Linked DNA regions of Homo sapiens: region 2 is linked to region 1. Evidence: chromatin loops called from intact Hi-C (ENCODE). Cell type or tissue: PC-3. All regions are shown on one strand. Links, peaks and the distances in the headings refer to the core of each region. The heading gives the core; the rest is flanking DNA.

Region 1 (9,574 bases), core at 1-8,000:
CTGTAGTCCCAGCTACTTGCGGGGTCTGAGACAGGAGGATCACTTGAGCCTGGGAGGTCGAGGTTACAGTGAGCAGTGACTGGAATGCTACTGCATTCCAGTCTGGGTGACAGAGGGAGACCCTGTCTCAAAAAAAAAAAAAAATTTGAGGGAATATAGGCAGTGCAAGGAAAGGCAGAATATAGGCAGTTCAAGGAAAATTTCCTTGATACAAGTAGTGTCAAATGCATATACATACATGAACATCAAGAAGAAATATTATTATTTAAGTAGTCTTAACATGGAGAAGGAATCTTGTTTTTCAAGAACTGGTCTCTGTGGTCTGCTTAATTTGCAGAAGACAAAGGCATAATTTGAGATAATAAAGAACAAAGATAGGTTATTTTCTCAAAGTATGTATAATTACAGTTAATTAGAGACATTTTTGGAATATTGTAGTATTCTTTGCCTACAAAACTCAAGATCTATTTCTTTTTATGGGGCAGGGGGGCGTAGGTGGGTAGTAAACTTAGTTAATGAAGTAAAAGGCGCTACGACTGAAGAGCTCTTAAATTATGTAATTATGTAAAAAAAGTAAAGCTTTATTAAATATTAATAACATCCGAATGTAGTTACCAGTGAATCCATTAAGGGCAGATGCTAAATTTGCCAGTAATTAAATAGAGAGCAGAGGAAATGGTGTATGCTGTGTTAAACATAGAAGTTGCCATCTCAAGTAACAATCAGTCTTTCAAAACAGATGGACTGAAGAATATGTTCCAGTCACCTTCGCAAATTATTTCTACTTAATTTACATAATAATGTTTAATGCTCCTTTGTCTAAATGCTTAATTTTTTAACATAAGCAGTAAGAGGGAAAATCACTTTATAAAAGGTTGGGAGGGTGAAGGTGGCAGTGTTGAAAATGATTAGGTCTTGCTAGAAAAAATACCTTTATTTTCTTTGAAAAACACTTATAAGAACTATAAGAACTAAGGTAATAGTCAGTGTATTGGTGCTTTGTGTTACAAAGTGTCTTCACATATTTTATCATCTCAGCAATCCTTCACAATGATCTGGGGAGGGCAACTGTATTAGCTTCATTTTATAGATGAGGAAACTGAGGTCCAGAATTGCTGCCAAAGCCACAATCTGTTACATGCAGTGCAGGCTCTTGACTGCATATATCTCTTTACTCTAGAAATTTGCTAACTCATTACAACTTGTTTATATTCCTTTCCCCCAATTCTTGAAAACCTTGGTTTAAAGCCTCAATTGGTGACATGGGCTTCTTATTTCCTTGAGGTTTTTTTGTTTATTCCTTCCTGCAATAGTAGGCTTCTTATATCCGTTTATTACCAGGACTGAACCTTTCACTATAAGGGCTATGAAAATAAGGGGGAAAATGTTCTATAAGCTTTAAGTATGATTTTTTCTAAGCAAATGTCAAATTCTATTCTGCATAATGTAATTGGATAAGGAATTGCTTATTTTAACTCACTTTGAATTGGATTCATTAGTATTTGAATTTGGGTAGTGATTTATAACTTTAAAAGCAGTTCTTGTTTGAAATTCCTAGTGCCCGAAGGAGGAAACAGTGACAGACCTGGAGACTGCAGTTCTCTATCCTTCACACAGGTATGACATCCTGTCATGCTGCTTAAGGAAAGTATTCCTCTCTAATGGAAGGAGGAAACTTGGTATCCTAGAGAAAATAACGATTTGTTTGTGCCATATGTTCTTAAAACCCCTTTTAGGGTTCTACCTCATCTTTAAAATTCTGTTAATGCTTTAATGCTTCAGGAAACTAATTTTATGTTTATTAGACTAATGTTTAAAATCTAGAAACAAATTTTAAAAATTAGTGTTCACTCATAAGAGAAAAAGTACTTATAATAAAATGTAATTACATGGACTACTTAATCAGAAACAATCAGAGGTAAACATGACTGCCATTAGTGCTTTTTAAATTATGGCCTCAAAAGATATGTATCTGGGCTGTGGATGAATGTTTAAAATTATGTAAGAATGGGCCAGGCACAGTGGCTCACGTCTGTAATCCCACCACTTTGGGAGGCTGTGGCGGGTGGATCACCTGAGGTCAGGAATTTGAGACCAGCCTGGCCAACATGGTAAAACCCAGTCTCTACTAAAAATACAAAAAAATTAGCCAGGCTTGGTGGCAGGTGCCTGTAAGTCAAGCAGCTCAGGAGGCTGAGGCAAGAGAATCGCTTGAACCCAGAAGTCGGAGGTTGCAGTGAGCTGAGATTGCGCCACTGCACTCCAGCCTGGGCAACAGAGTGGGACTCTGTCTCAAAAAAAAAAAAAAAAAAAAATTATGTGAGAATGGACAGTAATTTCAAATGTGTTTCAACTGGTAATCTAATTATTTGCAGCCATTGCTTTCTCATATTGTCAGGGAGTGCTTCTCTTACAATTCTGCTTTTTTTGTATTTCAAGATTATGATTTCCTATGGGTGTTAATGACTTTAGATTAGAAGTCTAGTACCATTTCATTTATTCAACATTAGCATCTACCATATGCCAAACAGTGGGTTGGGTACCGGGGACACAAAAATGAACAAAGCACGGTTCCTGCTCTCCAAAAGCTCCTTGTTTAATGCAGAGAGGCTAAGCCTAAATAATAGAGGAGAAACTTGGCAGTTTGAAATATAAATTGAATTTTCCTTATCTGAACAATGCTTGGGACCAGCAATGTTAAAGATTTTGGATTTTTCTGGGTCTTGGAATATTTGAGAAAACATACCATTTGAGCAGCCCTAATCTGGAAATCCAAAATCCAAAATGTTCCAATGAGCATTTCCTTTGAGCATCATGTTGGTGCTCAGAGAGTTTCAGATTTTGGAGCATTTCAGATTTTAGCATTTTTGTATTAGGAATGCTCAACCTGCAGCATCTTGACAATGGTTAGACATGCAGTTTGGAAAAAACTGTTGGCCTATGACAGAGAAGAGAGCAGAGGCAGAGCTCACTTAGGAGAGACTGATGCTGAAGTCCTTCCCCAACACAGCCATTGAGGAGCTAGGTTAGGACTTCCCTTGCACCAGTATCATCAGCTAGTTTCCCTCCCCCTTTTTTCCCCTTTCCAGTTCTCTTTCATTTCCAGATTTATTCTCAGAATAACTATATAGGTCTTTTATGTATTCTAGGCAGGAAGCATTCAGAAAACATTAACAAGGCTTCCTTATCTTGCTTTACTGATTCTGGAAATAGCATATGGAGTTTCTTTTGTCCACCAGAGGGAGTGAGCCTTCACTTTAATGAGACTTATTTAAGACTTTAGTCCTCTGTTGGTACTACTTTGTTGGAAGACTTGAAAGGTTTACAAAGTTCTCTGAAAGTTGCCTTTTCTCGCCTTTTTTAAGGATAGAATTTAAAAAGAAAATGTGTGTATTTTATTATAAATACAGAGTCCTCATTATTCTCTTTAGACTTATTTTATGGTGAATATAGTACTCTGAAAATAATAAAATGCATTATCTGTAAAAAATTAAAAACGTAATTTTTTTAACCATCAGATTTTTAAAATTATGTTCTACTTGAAAGTTTTTGTGATTTATCTCTTTTTTTAAATTTTTTAAATTTTTTTTTTTTTTTTTTTGAGACGGAGTCTCACTCTGTGACCCAGGCTGGAGTGCAGTGGCACGATCTTGGCTCAGATCTTGGCTCACTGCAACCTCCGTCTCCCAGGTTCAAGTGATTCTCCTGCCTCAGCCTTCCAAGTAGCTGGGATTACTGTTGCCCGCCACCAAAACCAGCTAATTTTTGTATTTTTAGTAGAGAGGGGGTTTCACCATTTTGGCCAGGCTGGTCTTGAACTCCTGACCTTAAGTGATCCGCCCACCTCGGCCTCCCAAAGTGCTGGGATTACAGGTGTGAGCCATCACACCCGGCCTCTTTATTCTTAAATAGTGAATTAACCAGAATATTCTATTCTCTGGTAGGGTAAAGAGTGAATACCATAATGTGAGCACCTCAGACCTGTAGCTAGTCTTTTTTTCCCTAATTTATATCTAACTATATCTAGCCTATTTCAGAGAGCATTTGAAAGGACAATGTAAGAGCACATGCTCAATAGGATAGTTAAAAGTAACATTTGCTGGGCACGGTGGCTCACGCCTGTAATCCCAGCACTTCGGGAGGCCGAGGCGGGTGGATCACTTGAGGTCAGGAGTTTGAGACCAGCCTGACCAACATGGTCAAACCCCATCTCTATTAAAAATACAAAATCAGCTGGGTGTGGTGGCACCCGCCTGTAATCCCAGCTACTTGAGAGGCTGAGGCAGTAGAATCGCTTGAACCTGGGAGGCGGAGGTTGCAGTGAGCCGAGATCACACCATTGCACTCCAGCCTGGGCAACAAGAGCGAAACTCCGTCTCAAAAAAAAAAGTAACATTTGAGACCAGAAACTATTAACTTTCTGTTCTTCTAAATGTCATGAAAGCAATTATTTCTCTGTATTAATTTTCCTGTCAACTTAATCACTCTCTTTCTGAATTTGAACCAAAGGCTAAATATTTCAGATTAGATGGCTTTTTACCAAGAACATAATGGAAAACACATTGGCTGTCAGAAACCCTCAGAGAATGAGTAATATTGACTGACTTGGACAATGTAAAAATGTTTTTTTCCATCAAAGTCAGAATTGTGTTTCACTTTCCATTTGATGTATGTGGGTTATTTTAGTTAACCTACGTTTTTTGTTTGTTTTCAAATGAAACATGTCATGTATTTAATGTAGGACATTTAGGAGTCATAGAGTTGTATCTTATTTTAGGAGTACTATAATACAAAGAATTGATCAGAGCTGGTCAGACTGTGACAAATACAGATTAATTCTGAAATGGAAGCCTTGCATTATAACTTTTTATAGAGAATTGTACAAGCATTATAAGGATAATTAAATATATTGCCAGTGTTGCTACATGATGCTCTTAAAAGACTAAAGTGAATTTATTAGTGAGTACAAGTATATTGCAAACTGGTTTATACCTTCAAAAAGATATATTCCCTGTTCACTTTATTTCCAATAGTGTTAAAAACCACTGAGCCAGGCAAGGAAGACCATACTGTCTTCAGCATATTTAAAGCAGTTTGAAGAGTTGAAAAGAATCTAAAGGGTAGCCTTGTGGGAAAGGCTGGAAAGGTGGTTACTCCTACTTTGGTGACTTAAGAGATCATATGTAGGAGCTTATAAGCCTATGGACTAGTCTTTTTCTGATAACAGTAGTTGTAGGGCTCTTTCTTGTGGACTATCCAGTATCTTATTTTACTATAAACTTAGAATCCATGCCTAGTGGCATATTAGGCAGCCCTTTTATATTTTCATTTCAAATTCAGCAAAGTGGGCACCAACTTTATCAAAAAATTGATGGGGAGAGTTTGTTGAAGCTCAGAGTGAGGATGGATGTAGAACATTTCAAGTGCTTCATATCCAGAAAATCAGTAGTCCTCCATCTGAGTTGTAGACACAGGAAAGGAGTTGAAGATGAATGGAGTAGGAATGTAAAAGCCTTATCTTTACCCTCCTCAGCTTTAGGTCTTAACAAGAATGAGCCTCCCTTAGTCTTTCTTTATGCCCCTGTCCCTGAATGTTGGTGATGACATTGTTTTTCCTGTATTGAATACAAAAATATGGCCAGTAATTTAGGAATCAAGAGGATATAATTCGGAAGTAGACTGTTGTGTTTAGGAGTTTTTCTTTCCATTGTGGAATTGAGTAGCAGCGGTATATATGCTATGTCTGGTAAAATGGGCCATACAGTAGTCTAAGACATGAGGAGACCTTAAGGAGCTTGGACTTAGTTGAGGTGACCAGACTATTTAATCTGCTTAGGTGCCACAGCAAAATACCATAGAGTAGGTGGTTTAAACAGCAGACATTTATGATCTCATAGGTTTGCAGTCTGGAAGTCAGGGTGCCAGCGTGGTTGGTTCCCGATCAGGGCTCTCCTCCTGGATTGCCCGTGTCCTCACATGGCATAGAGAGAGTATGACAGCATGAGCAAGCTCTCGTTTTATCTTCTTATAAGAGCACTGATCCCATCATGAGGGCCCCATTCTCATGACCTCATCTAAACCTGATTATTTTCCAAAGGCCCCATCTCCAAATGCCATCACATTGAGAGTTAAGGCTTCAACATATGAATTTGGTGGGGAAACCCAGACATTTCAATCCATAATTCAGGCAGATATTTGGGAAGTAACACAGTTGAAGCACTGAATGCTATATTTCGTACTATCTAAAGAATCTAGGATGTAATAAATTTAAGATGCTTCATTGCCAATTAAATTAAGATACAATGCTTTTTTGATTACTTAGAATTTTTTAAAGAGCTCTTTTAGAGTTAGACATAGATTTTTGTCATATGTCACTTGCACATTCAATAAGATGGAAAACACAAGTGAAAAAACACATAAGGAATTGCTAAATTTCACATATTTAGAGTCTGCCTTCTGAATTGTTTTTGGAGTCAGAGTTGTTAATACCTGTAATTTTCCGTTAAACATCCTCTGTGCCGCCAAGAGAATTGGTGATGTAGCATTCCTTTCAAGATCCCAAAAAAGAATGCGAAGGTTTTGGTGCTGGCCTTCAGCTTTGCAATTATGCAAAGCCAGCCTACTTTGACTGCTGCTTAGGGATTCCCCATCTTCTACTTCCTTCCCAGTCCATTTGGTTCCTAGAGGGTGAAATGAATGCTCCAGTATCATTTCTGGGAATTTCTTTCAGGCTGTTGACTGTCATATGCAAATGTCATGCTGGCAGTTTTGTTATTTTCCCATGTGTAAGCAATGACAACATCATAATTGGCTTCTGTCTGATAGCAATTGTAAGAGGAATCCCAATTTCTGAAATGTTACCCAAAAAAGTGACTTTAATTGACGAAGTATGATGATGTAGAAGGATAGGCAAGAAATGCAAAAGGTAATTTAGAAAGGTTTCATGGGTAAAATGTGACCTATGTGATCTAGGGCTATAAAGGATTTCAATAAGCAGAAGCACGAGGTGGGTTGTTGAAGAAAGCACTAAATGTTTTTGGATAAAGAATATAATAATTTGAGAGTAAAGGGTAGAGGGAGGGTTATGTAGGTAAGTAGTTGTAAGATGGGGAAAGATTGGGTAGTATTTAGCATTTATCCTTAATGTTGACTTCAGTGTAGTTCTCTTTGTGTGTTTTCTAGTATAAACTGCATACATGAAAGTTAAGAATCTTGTGTTAAGTCCCATATAGGAAGGAAGTAGATAGGAAAACCAAACTGGAAAAATGTATGGAGATGTTGGTGAAATGACAGGAACGAAAGCAGCTTGTCTGAGCTTGATCTCTTCACTTCCTCAGTGGTGGTTCTGAGCGCTGGTTTGGCTGAACTCCACTTACCAGGGAAAAGGGCATAAAGTAAACAGGGTTTGTGTGGAAGAAGTGGAGTAGAACAAAGTGGAGAGGATCTCTGTTCATTTAGTGTATCTGACAGTGTGCTTGTCAAGTCATAAAACACTTGAGGATGGAAATCTGGAAGTCATTGTATACATTTTCTTCTTTCCCTAACATCTAGTCAGTTACAGTTTCTGCCAGTTCTTTTGCTTTTTCCATGTTTTTGGAGGCTGTTCCTCTTCGCTCCACATGTAGTAAATGCTCTAGTTCATGACCCATGTCTTATCTGGACTGCCATGTCAGCTTCCTAACTCATCCATTCACAGCACCAGTGACTGTAAAACAGCATTAGTGAGGATAAAACAGTGGCTGTCAAACTTTTTTGACTGTGGCCCCCAGTAAAAATACACTTTGTATTGCAACTTATGTATACTTTATATATGTATGAATAATTAAAACAAAAGGTTGATTCAAGAAAAATCTTTACATTTACCCTGTGCCATGCAATCTTATATCTTGTATTCTTTTCTGTTTCATTTTTTTAAATGTGTGCTTGCCATCCACTAAATTGATTCCGGAGTTGGAAAAACACTGACCTGACAACTAATATCACCATGTTATTCCTTAAACTCTCCGATGGCTTCTTACTATCTTCATGATAAATTTGAAGCCCTCAACATCAGCATACCAGAACCTTCATGACCTAACCCTTACCTAGTTATTCTAATCTATTATTTACCTGATCCACTCAGCTCACATTTCATTCCAATAGACAAGTAAAGTTTTTTGTAATTCCTTGTAGCTTGCCTTTCTTCATGGTGTCCACTCTGTTGAAAATCTACTACCCTCCATTTCTTCAGTGCTTTACTGCTTACTCCTACCCATTCCTGGGGCTCAAGTCAGGCCCCTATAACCAGGATGCTTTTCCTAACACTCCTTGCCCTACCACCAGGCTGGGTTAGGTAGTTCTCCATTATATAATGTGGTTCTCAATGTTGTTACCTGTTTATTATTATGTGTTTTTCTCTTATTGTCCCATAAAATAGTGAATATTCGAGAGGATAAGGAAGTCTCCCATTAAGCATCCCTAATGTTTAGTATGTAACATGTTGGCATTGGTTGGATGAATGAGAAAAAAAAAAGATTCTTCTGTTTGGAAGGAAGATACAACTGGTATCCCTTAAGTCTTTTCTTTTTTTTTTTTTTTTTTCCTTTCTCTATAGACAAGGTCTCACCATCACCCAGGCTGGAGTGCAGTGGTGCAATCACAGCTCACTACACCCTTGTACTCCTGGGCTCAAGTGATCCTGCTACCTCAGCCTCCCTAGTAGCTGGGACTGCAGGCATGCACCACCATGCTCAGCTCATTTTAAAAAAATTTTTTTTGTTGAGACAGAGTCTTGCTATGTTGCCTAGGCTGGTCTTGAACTCCTGGGCTCAAGTGATCCTCCTGCCTCAGCCTCCCAGAGTGCTAGGATTATAGGCATGATCCACTGCACCTGGCCCCTTAAGACCTTTAATTGCAGAGCAGCAGAGGACAAATGACATAAATACAGGATTTGACTTTCATTTTTAAGTATCAAATTAGTGATGGGTTGACAAACAAGTCATACAGAATGTTCATGAATCAGTTCGGCCCAGGTAACTCATAACCCAAGACCTTTGGGTCAATGAAATTCTGCCACCTAAGTAGCACCATCCAATGATGTCATACCTAAAAAGGAAATTGAGTTGTAGAATTTTAGGTTTTAGGATTCTTTCTCTAAAACTGAGGAGCTGTGCCACTCTTCAAAGCCTCACAATTACATTTCATTGGTTCTTATGCCATCTGGGTTCTGGTTAGAGGGCTGATGGAAGTACTCAAGAAATATTGGAAGTACTCAAGAAATATTAGAAGGTGGGAAGAAGGTACCTCTCTTGTTCTTGTCAGTGGCAGCACCAACAGTGGGACTTTGGGTCTCTGGGTTCCAGCTCAGCAGCAGAGGTACTAGTACTGTAGCTCCAGCAGCTTCAGCAGGAGTGCAGGCTCATGGGATCAGAGAACCACCTTTTCCGCTTTGTTCTTCCAGCCCAGCCAACAAGTTTGTAGCTATTTCCCTGCATTAAAACTCCCCTCTGTTTGAAATATCTATAGTAATTTTTCTTTTCCTGACTAATACAACCTGTTAAAGAAGCTGAAGCTCTGGTAAGTTAAATGCCCAACA
Region 2 (12,421 bases), core at 2,219-10,218, 100 kb after region 1:
TATAATCCCAGCTACTCTGGAGGCTTTGGTGGGAGGATCACTTGGACCTGGGAGGTGGAGTTTGCAGTGAGCTGACATCACGCCACTGCACTCCAGCCTGGGCAACAGAGCGAGACTCTGTGTCTCAAAAAACAAAAGAAATAAAATAAAATTAAAATAAATAAATAAAGGTAGCATGGATACCAGAAGATACAGAAATAGATACTTCTCTCATAAACATCCTTTTTTGGTTGAAAAAAAAAATCACCACAAACAACTGTTCTATGAAGAAAAATAAAAGGCAAAAATTTAAAAGCAACCAAACAAAAAAAGCAAAACCCTTTCCAGTGTTTTCTCCTGAAACAAAGGCAAGTTTGTTCAATGTGCCCCTAAACCAGAGCACCTCTCTAGCTGGAAAATTTCTGAAACACTGCGGGTTTGATGAGCTGCCCCATTGCTTTTGCACAACACTCTTACGGCTCCCAGTGAAGCATACCTCAAATGCGGGTAGACATTCTTAAGGCTATTGAGTTGGAGGCATTACAATGTTTACAAACCAGCATTTGCTCCAGCCTGCAGACAATAAAAACAACCTGATTATGGTTTTCCCTTGGAAGGCTGCTGAGGTTAAAATGATCACACCAACAGTAAAAGAGGCTCCATTTTCCCTCTGTTTTTATTTTTAGGGTGTGATGTGTTAGTCGCTTCCAGCAGAATTTACTTTATTTTAAAGCATGAGACATAATTCCTGTTCTATTTTCAAGACCTTCTTTGCACTTCTCAATTTCTCCAAGTAGTTCTGGAAATGTACACACCCATGGACTTGCCTTTGCCCGAGTTCCTGCTCCTTGCCTTCTTTATGTTTACACTTCCCTAGGGGAGCCAAAACCAACACTAATTAGCAGTGAATTAAATCTCACCTCTAGAATACTAAAAGGTCAGTGTTTACCCAGGATTCCAACCATCTCTAGTCCCTTTCCCCCAAAGATCAAAGACTTGCAGTTAAATATCCAGCCTCAAGGAAAGTTCTGAGATCTGCTTCAATTATACCATTTATTCCTTAAGTTTTATTTCCCCTATCATAACATGTCCTTTCATGCCCATGTGGCTCTACATACCCAGTTTCCCCTAACTGGAACACATTTGCTCTTTTCTTTTTTCTTTTTTTTTTCTTTTTTTTGAGACAGAGTCCTGCCCTGTCGCCCAGGCTGGAATGCAGTGGCGTGATCTCGGCTCACTGCAACCTCCACTTCCTGGTTCAAGCGATTCTCCTGCCTCAGCCTCCCGAGTAGCTGGGACTACAGGTGTCTGCCACCACGCCCGGCTAATTTTTGTATTTTTAATAGAGACAGGGTTTCACCATATTGGTCAGGCTGTTCTCGAACTCCTGACCTTGTGATCTGCCCGCGTCGGCCTCCCAAAGTGTTGGGATTACAGGCATGAGCCACTGCACACAACCACACTTGCTTTTTTCTTTTTTTTTCTCTCTTTTGTAATTTAATTGAAGCAATTCCTATTCATTTTTTTAACTCTCTCTTGAAAGCACCAAATTTTAATATCTAAGTCAATTATTGGGGAAAGAAACACCATCAAGATCTTTCCTTCAGCACAAAACAACGATGTTCATTCCTCCAAACATTCAAACTGAAGATCTACCAAAACAAAAACAAAAACAAAAGCCCACATTGAAATAAAAAGGAACAAAAATCACATTCCAGGGGGGGTCAGTGCATTCAGCAGTCTTCGCTGTGCTGTCTAACCATCCTTCAGCTGACTTTCAAAAAAATAACACCATAAGCTCATCAAAATACAGATTTTCCATTTGCTTTTTAAAATTAAAAATAATAGTTTAAAAAAAGGAAAACTTTGAGGAATTCACAATCAATTGCCTGACTCATTCTGATGTCATGTACAGCATATGGAGGTCAGGAAGGCTATTTGCAACACATGTGGTTAGGGGCTATTCATCTTTAAGGTTTAGCTTTCTTCCAAAGAGTGTACAATACCCACAATTCCAAGTATGAAGGGACACAGACGATCTCCTTTGAGAATTCCGCAGAACAATTCTTCATAGAGCAACTGTTCTATGAAGAATTCTCCAGCTGTTCTTCATAGAGCAACAGCGCTTCCGTCAGATTGACACAGTTCCCCTGTGTAAAGTATTTCCCATCCTGTTTCAATACTTTCATTGAGAGGTCAAGATTCAGTCTGAGAAACTCCCATGTGGAATCTTCTTCTGGAGACATGGAGATTGGAACAGCTGTTAAATCATTAATCACATAATAAAATTATCTCCCTTCTTTGGTGTACCTCTTCAGTACCGGAATACAGTCTTCTATTAGAACCTGATAGCAGTCTCCTTTAAGATTGTCTAAGACATCGCCACACGTTTTTCGCATATATTTCTTTCATCTATTGATCACCATTTGGTCAAGCTCTACCATAGTGACCATCTTTGGTTTTAGTTTGACTATTTCACACAATATGCCCCCATCTCTCTCTCCCAGAATGAGTACATCTTTGCCAGTGTAATCTTTGCCACTTCCCATGATGTCCCAGGTATATGCCAAATCACTCTCTGCCAAATTAACATCCCCACTCAGGATGAGAATATTTCCAAACTGCTTCGAGTGTAGAATTTTTATATTTTGATAAGATGAATCTTCATCATACACCACCTCAATCTATGTCATATTCAACCAGGCGCCCATAGGTAATGGGCCAATATCTGTTGATGGCTCCTCCTCGAACTTAGGTGGTAATTGTTTTACCCGCCCAGTACTGTCCTGACTCAATTCCGCTTTGTTCAAAATACCGTCGATCTCTTCTTTGCCTTGTGCATCACCATTGTAACTCTGAAGATCCAGCAACACAATCCATGTGGGTAAATTCTCAAATTGGCAAAGCTGCCGTTCTTGTTTGTGCATGTTGCTAAATAGCCATGGTCCTTCCAGGTGTGCACCAACTCCACCATCCCCTGATCCTGGAAAATGGACTGGAGGCCTTTTAGAATGGTCTCACCATCAGCTTTGGTGCCAAGCATGAAGTCAAGTGTGCTGTGCTGCTGCCTTAGTGAGGCGAGGCCCTGTGCCATACCTGGGGGAGTGGCCTTGGGAGACTGGGGGGCCGAGTCAGGCTGCAGCAGGCAGGGAGTGCGCTGCACCAGGGAGGCCAGGACTAGCACTTGCTCGTTTCTTATTCAGCCTTCAAGACCCTCCTAATTTACTTTCTTGGATTTTCTTTTTTTCTCCCCCAACCTATTTTTTTTTTTTTTTTTTTTTTGAGGCAGGGTCTCACTCTGTCACCCATGCTGGAGTGCAGCGGCACAATCATGGCTCACTACAGCCTTGATCCCTGGGCTCAAGCAATCCTTCTCCCTTAAGCTTCCCAAGTAACTGGGACTACAGGAACGCACCACCCCTCCTGGCTAATTTTTAAAAAATTTTAGTAAAGACAAGGTCTCAATATGTTGCACAGGCTGGTCTTGAACTCCTGGGCCTCCCAAAGTGATGGGACTACAGGCATAGAGCCACCCCGCCCGGCGGTATTTTCTTTTCTTTACTTACCCAGAGTTAATTGCTCCATCTCAGTATTTCCACTGAACTCTGCTCACACTTTGAACCGACAGAGTATAAATTTATATTCTCATTATGTTTAGCCTCTCTGAGACTGACCTGCTGATTTATCTTCATATTTTCAATATTCCCTAGTATGTAGTGCAACCTAGGATATGGTAGGCACCAAATAAATAGTAGTAGTAAAAACAAGCAGGCCGGGCGCGGAAGCTCATGCCTGTAATCCCAGCACTTTGGGAGGTCGAGGCGGGCGGATCACAAGGTCAGAAGATCGAGACCATCCTGGCTAACACAGTAAAACCCCGTCTCTACTAAAAATACAAAAAATCAGCCATGCGTGGTGGCTGGCACCTGTAGTCCCAGCTACTCGGGAGGCTGAGGCAGGAGAATGGCGTGAACCCGGGAGGTGGAGCTTGCAGTGAGCCAAGATCGCAAGACTACACTCCAGCCTGGGCAACAGAGCAAGACTCCGTCTCAAAACAAAACAAAACAAAACAAAAACAAGCAAACAAGAAGTAAAACACAATTTGTGAAAGGTGATATAATGTAAACCACAAAGCAGTAACACTTTTTGAAGGACATTTGAGAGTAGCCATTTTTTTTAATTTGTATTTTTTGTAGAAATAGAGTCTTGCTATGTTGCCCAGGCTGGTCTTGACTCCTGGGCTCCAGTGGTCCCCACTACCTTGGCTTCACAAAGTGCTGAGATTGTAAGCATGAGCCATCACACCCAGATGGAAGTAGCCATTGTTTTAGTTGGTGTTAGAGTAGTGTTGCTAGCATTTTATTCAGTGTAACAGGGAAAGTATACTAAAAGCTACTTTTATTAAGCACTTACTGTACATCAGACATTGTGCTGCATATGCTTATGTGACTAATTTAACCATTACAACAAACTCTATAAGATAGATATTAAAATTCTCACTGCCTTGATGAGATTACTAAAGAGGATGAGACATTTGTCCAAACTCAGAGAGCTAGTGAGTGACAAGGCCAGTCTGGGGTCCAGTTTCACCCAATTCCACTTGCTGCCTCCCTCTGGTGTGCAGTGGAACCTAACACTACGAAACAGGCCACTGCCATGAAGTCCAGCATCAGCCTGGGATGGCATAAGTCAGTGACAGTAGCAAGAGCAGGCAGGAGAATTAGAAAGGAAGATTCTTTGACATGCCTTGTTTTTGTTTTTTTGTTGTTGTTGTTCGTGTTTTTTTGAGACAGGGTCTCCCTCTGTCACCTAGGCTGGAGTTCAGTGGTGCAATCACAGCTCACTGCAGCCTCGACCTCCCGGGCTCCAGAGATCCTCCCACCTCAGTCTCCCAAGTAGCTGGGACTACAGGCGAGCGCCACCTCACCCAGCTAAATTTTGTATATTTGATTTTGCCATGTTGCTTACATTGGTTTTAAACTCCTGGGCTCAAGTAATCCACCCGCCTCAGCCTCCCAAAGTGCTCGGATTACAGGCGTGAGCCACCACACCCAGCTGTGACTTTTTTTTTTTTTTTGAGACAGAGCCTCTTTCTGTTGCCCAGGCTGGACTGCAGTGGCACCATCTTGGCTCACTGCAACCTCCGCCTCCTGGGTTCAACTGATTCTTGTTCCTCCGCCTCCCAAGTCACTGGGGTTACAGGCACCCACCACCATGCCCGCCTAATTTTTTGTATTTTTTTAGTAGAGACGGGATTTTGCCAAGTTGGCCAGGCTGGTCTTGAACTCCTGACCTCAGGTGATCCACCCGCCTCGGCCTCCCAAAGCACTAGGATTATAGGCGTGAGCCACCACTCCTGGACTGTGCCTTGTTTTTGAATTAACCATTGGAACTATCAGGCTGGGTGTGGTGGCTCACGCCTGTAATCCCAGCACTTTGGGAGGCTGAGGTGGGCGAATCACTTGAGGTCAGGAGTTCGAGACCAGCCTGGCCAATATGGTGAAACTCCATCTCTACTAAAAATACAAAAATTAGCCAGGAGTGGTGGTACGTGCCTGTAATCCTACTCAGGAGGCTGAGGCAGGAGAATCTCTTGAACCCCCCAGGAAGCGGAGGTTGCAGTGAGCTGAGATCGAGCCACTGCACTCCAGCCTGGGCCACAGAGTGAGACTCCGTCTCAAAAAAAAAAAAAAAAAAAAACCATTGGAACTATCAGTGATAGTAAATACACAAATTACACCACTTTTTTTTTTTGGAGATGGAGTTTAACTCTTCTTGCCCAGGCTGGAGTGCAGTGTCGAGATCTCAGCTCATTGCAACTTCTGCCTCCTGGGTTCAAGTGATTCTCCTGCCTCAGCCTCCCGAGTAGCTGGGATTATAGGTGCCTGCCACCATGCCCAGCTAATTTTTGTATTTCTAGTAGAGACGGGGTTTCACCATGTTGGCCAGGCTGGTCTTGAACTCCTGACCTCAGGTGATCTGCCTGCCTCGGCCTCCCAAAGTGCTGGGATTACAGACGTGAGCCACTGTGCCCAGCCAAAGGAGGGATTTTTTATGGAAAGTTGAGACTAGCTCTGGTAATGTCACCATAGTTCAATAAAGAAACACCACAGATTAGTGTACTATATGACTATTGTTAAAAGAAAAACCTTAGCCAAATTAAGTTTAACAGAGTTTAGCTGAGCAAACAATTATTCATGAATTGGGCAGCCTCCCAAGCCAGAGTAGGCTCAGAGACTCCAGCACAGCCAAGTGGTGGAAGATTTATGGACAGAAAAAGAAAAGTGATGCACAGAAAATGGAAGTGAGGTACAAAAACAGCCGGATTCGTCACAGTTCAACGTTTGCCTTATTTGAACATGGTTTGAACAGTTGGCCACCTTTCATTGGCCAAAACTCGGTGACTGGCACAAAAGTAGGCTTCAGTCCGTTAACAACTGCATTTAGGTTGTAGTTCACAATGTACAGAGAAACTTTTAGGCCAAACTCAAAATATGTAGGGAGGCAGCTTTAGGCTGAACTTGATTTAACACTATAGATATCCTAAAATGTTAATAGCAGTAGCATAAATTTAATCCTAGAGCAGTAAGAATTGCTCTTCTTGGGAACTGAGTGGAGCCTAGGAGGGAGGTCTTCTTGTGCAGCTGCTAAGTAGTGAAGGAGCTATGGCGGGGCGGTGGGGCTGGGGGGATGGTGGAAGGCGGTTAGGAGCAAAACTAAAGGCTACCAACAAACATTCCAGCAGAAGCAAAACAGTCATCGAAAGGCTGGAGCTGAAGAGCAACCAGCAATAGATTGTGTCTAGATGATGAGAATTGTGAGGCGCCATTGAAAATCTCAGGACATGGAGCCAGCAGCAGGTAAGCTGAGCGTGGCAGTGAGGCTTTCTAGGGTCTACTACTCTGCAATTTGAACCAGGTATGTTGTGAGGTCACTGAACATTGTAAAATAACTCAAAACTCAGAATAAAACAAGTATTTTTATCCCTTGTCAGTCTTTCCTCCTTCTGACCGTTCCAGCACACCCGTTTTCACACTGACCTTTTTCTTCAGCGCTGCTTAGTAAATGGCAAAAACAAATGGCAATTTACTTAGCTGGATGTGAGGCACTTCAGGGTCTTATCTCAGTTTTCCTCTGCAATCTTACTTCTTAATACTTGGCTAAACCAAATTAACCTGAGGCTCCAAGCCGACTGGCTGATTCAGTTTCCCTTGATTACCCAAGCACACTAGGGGACTTTTAGGAGTCCACTGGGGAGGGGCTTGTAGGATTTTTTAATCTCGCATTTTGTATTGGAATAAACAGACCCAGAGGGGTAAAGAGACAGTGGCAGGGATGAGACTAGGACCAAATGTCTTTACTTTGTCTCTTTCAGCTATATCAGCTCACCAACCAGCCTAACAGAATGAATAAATATCTAAAACAAATTTGGGGGCTAGGCACAGTGGCTTACACCTATAATCCTAGCACTTTGGGAGGCTGAGGAGAAAGGATCTCTTGAGCCCAGGGGTTTGAGGCTACAGTGAATTATGCCCATGCCATTGCACTCCAGTCTGCATGACAGAGGGAGATCCTGTTTCTGAAAAATAAAAATAAAAAAAAATTGGGGGGATTTAAAAGTCAAGCTAAGAAAAAAAATTAATGACCATAAATGTTTTCCTTTAATATTAACTCAAAAGAAAATTTGGAAGCTGCAAATATTTTCTCTTGATAGAGGAGGATTTATTATCAAATAGCTCAAGGTCACAATCTACTATAGGCTCAAGAGAATAATTTAGAAAAATATCTTTCTTTTTTTTTTTTTTTTTGAGAGGGAGTCTCGCTCAGAGGGAGTCTCGCTCTGTCACCAGGCTGGAGTGCAGTGGCACGATCTCAGCTCACTGCAACCTCTGCCTCTAGGGTTCAAGTGATTCTCCTGCCTCAGCCTCCTGAGTAGCTGGGACTACAGGTGCGTGCCACCACGCCCAGCTAATTTTTGTATTTTTAGTACAGACGGGGTTTCACCATGTTGGCCAGGATGGTTTCAATCTCTTGACCTCATCATCCACCCACCTCAGCCTCCCACAGTGCTGGGATTACAGGCATGAACCACCACGCCCGGTCAGAAAAATATCTTTCTTCTCACATGTTAAACTTTTGTGGTAGGCTTTCTAACAGCAAAAAAAAATATATTTGGCTTCACAAATATGAATGGCTGTTTTATTTTGTGTCATCAGTTCTAAGAATGCTCTTAGATCCAATCATATCTTAGCATTGTACCTCATATTACAAAGTGTTCATCATTCAAACAAAGGCAGCATGAAAACTTTGTTGTTAGTCTTCAAAGAAAAGTCCCTGGCATATCAACTGTGTACTTTTCCTTTTTTTTTTTTTGAGACGGAGTCTTGTTCTGTCACCCAGGCTGGAGTGCAGTGGTTCCATCTCCGCTCACTGCAAGCTCCGCCTCCCAGGTTCACGCCATTCTCCTGCCTCAGCCTCCCCAGTAGCTGGGAATGCAGGCGCCCGCCACCATGCCCAGCTAATTTTTTGTAGTTTTAGTAGAGACAGGGTTTCACCGTGTTAGCCAGAATGGTCTCGATCTCATGACCTTATGATCCGCCCGCCTTGGCCTCCCAAAGTGCTGGGATTACAGGCATGAATTTTTTTTTTTTTTTTTTGAGATGTTGTCTGGCTCTGTTGCCCAGGCTGGAGTGCAGCGGCGCCATCTTGGCTAACTGCAACCTCTGCCGCCCAGGCTCAAGCAATTCTCCTCCCTTGGCTTCTGAAGTAGCTGGGATTACAGGAGCCTGTCACCGTGCCTGGCTAATTTTTGTAGTTTTTAGTAGAGACAGGGTTTCACCATCTTGGCCAGGCTGGTCTTGAACTCCTGACCCCATGATCCACCCGACTCGGCCTCCTAAAGTGCTGGGATTACAGGCTTGAGCCAACGCGCCCAGCCACTTTTGCATATTTTAAACTGGGTCCAACCCAGTTACTTCTCTCGCCTTGGTGTTACAATTTCCCCATATTATTTCCTCTCCATCCGGACCAGCTGACCTCAACTCTTTGTCAATTCACACTCATTCCTCTCCCTTGTAAACTCAGTGTACCTCCTGCCTGTACTACACAAGCAATCACTGCATGTAAACTTGACTTGTTGTGTATCTTACGGTTGTGTTCTAGCTGTCTTAGTAACTACTACTGGCCGGGCGCAGTGGCTCACGCCTGTAATCTCATCACTTTGGGAGGCTGAGGCGGGCAGATCACGAGGTCGGGAGGTCAAGACCATCCTGGCTAACACGGGGAAACCCCGTCTCTACTAAAAATACAAAAAAGTAGCCGGGCATGGAGGCGGGCACCTGTAGTCCTAGCTACTCGGGAGGCTGAGGCAGGAGAATGGCGTGAACCTGGGAGGCGGAGTTTGCAGTGAGCCGAGATCGCGTCACTGCACTCCAGCCTGGGAGGCAGAGTGAGACTCCATCTCAAAAAATAAAATAAAATAAAATAACTACTACTTAATGAGAGCCTACAATAAATAGCAAGTGCTCAATAAGAAGGGTGAACATAGAATCTGTCATTCAAACCAAGACACCTCTGAGAATGGGGTGCTATTAATAATTGCACTAGGACGGCCGGGTGCAGTGGCTCAGGCCTGTAATCCCAGCACTTTGGGAGGCCGAGGTGGGCAGATTACCTGAGGTCAGGAGTTCGAGACCAGCCTGGCCAAGAAACCCCGTCTCTGCTAAGAATACAAAATTAGCTGAGCATGCGTGATGGCACATGCCTGTAATCCCAGCTACTCAGGAGGCCGAAGCAGGAGAATCACTTGAACCCGGGAGGCAGAGGTTGCAGTGAGCCGAGATCACACCATTGCACTCCAGCCTGGGCAAGAACAAAACTCTGTCTCAAAAAATAATAATAACAATCACACTAGGACAACAGGTGTAAACCGGGGTTGCACTGACGAACTGGGACATATGGCCACCCTATCAATAAGTGATAGTGTGGCAGACATCACTGCAGCCTGGCTCACTCAACGTCACTACTAACTCTCTTCTCCTTTCTTTGCCTTCTGTTATAGTAGCTGGCGATCCCAGTTTCCCTTTCTCCCTCAAAGATAGGGATAGCTCTGAGACACAGTTTTGGCCAGTAAGACCTTAGTGTGGTGTTTCTGATAATTAGTGCTTTCCTGTTGAAAGAGGATAGTTGCAGCTGGAGCAGCTCCTTTCATTTCCTTCCCCTGTGGAACTTACAGAGGAGTAGTAGCCACCTAGAGACCATGAAGTGATAAATATGAGGGCAAAAGGATGGATAGCAGAACAGAAAGATAGGAATAAACTAGGTCTCTGATGGCAGCTAAAACAAAGCTCTTAATTGCTTATCTAGACCTCTTCTTCTGCAAGAAAAATAAACTTCTAGCTAAGCAGGAAGATTCTTTAGTTAACTGCAGGCCAAAGCGTACCTAACTTAGAAGACTAGTCATTATTTCATTTCAACTACTTTATACATATATATATATATTTTAGTAGAGATGGCATTTCATTTATAGATATATACATTTTTCATATATATATATATATATATATATATATATATATTTTTTTTTTTTTTTTGGAGACAGAGCTTCACTCTTGTTGCCCAGGCTGGAGTACAATGGCACAATCTCAGCTCACTGCAACCTCTGCCTCCCGGGTTCAAGCTATTCTCCTGCCTTAGCTTCCCAAGTAGCTGGAATTACAGGCACGTGCCACCATGCCCAGCTAATTTTGTATTTTTAGTAGAGATGGGGTTTTTCCATATTGGTCAGGCTGGTCTCGAACTCCTGACCTCAGGTGATCCACCCACCTTGGCCTCCTAAAGTGCTGGGATTACAGGTGTGAGCCACCGTGCTTGGCCCTTTATACATATTTTTAAAAATCTTTACAACAGCCCTAAAAGGTGCCTGCTATTATCCTCATTTTTCAGATGAAGAAACTAAACTTCAGAAGGACTTGGTAACTTGTCCAAAGCCATACAGGCAATTAACATCCAAGTTTAATTTCAAGCCCAAGACTGTCTGACCTCAGGGTCTGTGCTTCACACAAAACAGATGAGGCTTCTTCACCTTGTCTCATGAGCAGGAGCTGTGTGTGCCACAGGCAATCCCCTCTAAACAGATGCTGCTAGAAAGTAGGAGGATAAGAAATAGATCGTGTTCTGAAATGGTTAAAAGACAATATGAAGTGGGCTGGAAAGGTTTGGCTTTTCAGTAATCATTACTTAATAAAGTCCGCTCTTTTTTTTTTAAGTTCAAGTAATCATTGTTGAAAATAAAAGGCAATAAAAATAAAGACAGTTTTCACTATAGAAAGAAGGAAAGAAAGAAGGAAGGAAGGAAAGTAGGAAAGAAAGAAAGAGAGCGAGCTCGAGAGGGAGGGAGGGAGGAAGGGGGAGAGAGAGAGAGCAAGACAGAAAGAAAGAAAGACAGAAAGACAGAAAGGAAGGAAGGGAGGAAGGAAGTAAGGAAGGAAGGAAGAAAGGAGAGAAAGAGAGAAAGAAAGAAAGGAAAGAAAGAAAAGAAAGAAAGAAAGAAAGAAAGAAAGAAAGAAAGAAAGAGAAAGAAAGAAAGAAAGAAAGAAAGAAAGAAAGAAAGAAAGAAAGAAAGAAAGAAAGAAAGAAAGAAAGAAAGAAATCATATTGGCCAGGTGCGGGTGCAGAGCAAGACTCCTCCATCGGAAAAAAGAAAAGAAAAGAAATAGATTATGTTTTCCCCCTACTTCCTTGCCCTCACCCCTACTCTAAGCAATGTGAGGTTGCTACCCCTCTTACTCTACTATGGAATACTCCTTCAATATCAAGATGACGTGTTCAGTTCAACAAACATTATTTTTAAGCTCCGTCCTCCATGTTTAAGTGTACAAGTTACCCCCAGGAACAATGTAGATATAACTAAATCTACAGCTAGTGGGGCAAGGTAGATGCATAAACAGATCGTCTAAATATAATGGCCAAAGGCTAAACTAGAGATAGGTACAGACAGGGTGGGGCCCAAAAGAGAACATCTGGAAGGAGATAAGGCCTGAAGGAATTTCCAGGTGTGATTCAGCAAGTACTGAAAGATAGAGAAATGTAGGTCAGGGAAATGGTAAAATGGGAGAGGGGGTATGGAGTATGGATCATGGAAATTGAGGCAGTATAAAGGGTGGAAAAATCAGTACCTCTGTGTTCTGTAGGAGCTCAAGGGCTGGCGCTGTTGATTACATCTGAGGGAGTATTTGGCTACATTTCAAATTTCCAAAAAGTTTAAAAGGCTCTTTAAAAATCTTCATGATTAAAAATGACTAAGGTGTATTTTATTAGCCAAGAATAGAACTAATTTGGCCAGGCGTGGTGGCTCACGCCTGTAATCCCAGCACTTTGGGAGGCCAAGGCAGAAGGATGGCTTGAGGCCAGGAGTTCAAGACCAGCCTGGGCAACATAGAGA

Evidence for each region. Peaks named below come from ENCODE experiments on the same cell type or tissue, not always from the same donor. Only the 100,000 strongest peaks of a DNase experiment are listed, where the experiment ranks them.
Region 2: it touches region 1 in a loop (4-fold over the local background); 18 of 110 quality-filtered maps call a loop at or near these places.

What each region holds. Positions count from the first base shown.
Region 1 is chr5:43,299,809-43,309,382 of GRCh38, reverse strand. HMGCS1 (3-hydroxy-3-methylglutaryl-CoA synthase 1) reads left to right here. Exons shown (of 11, transcript NM_001098272.3): 2 at 1,559-1,617. Among named protein-coding and RNA genes, the nearest start is that of HMGCS1, 8.8 kb to the left of the region's middle. RefSeq lists an enhancer at 3,144-3,203 and a silencer at 7,482-7,776. In PC-3, for the core only: a CTCF peak has its summit at 3,224 (motif pointing right); a DNase peak (open chromatin) is centred at 3,232.
Region 2 is chr5:43,197,340-43,209,760 of GRCh38, reverse strand. The region is part of intron 1 of NIM1K (NIM1 serine/threonine protein kinase); the gene reads right to left. It also overlaps the pseudogene LOC100419037. Among named protein-coding and RNA genes, the nearest start is that of NIM1K, 11 kb to the right of the region's middle. In PC-3, for the core only: a CTCF peak has its summit at 6,241; a DNase peak (open chromatin) is centred at 6,210; H3K27ac peaks cover 1,318 bases.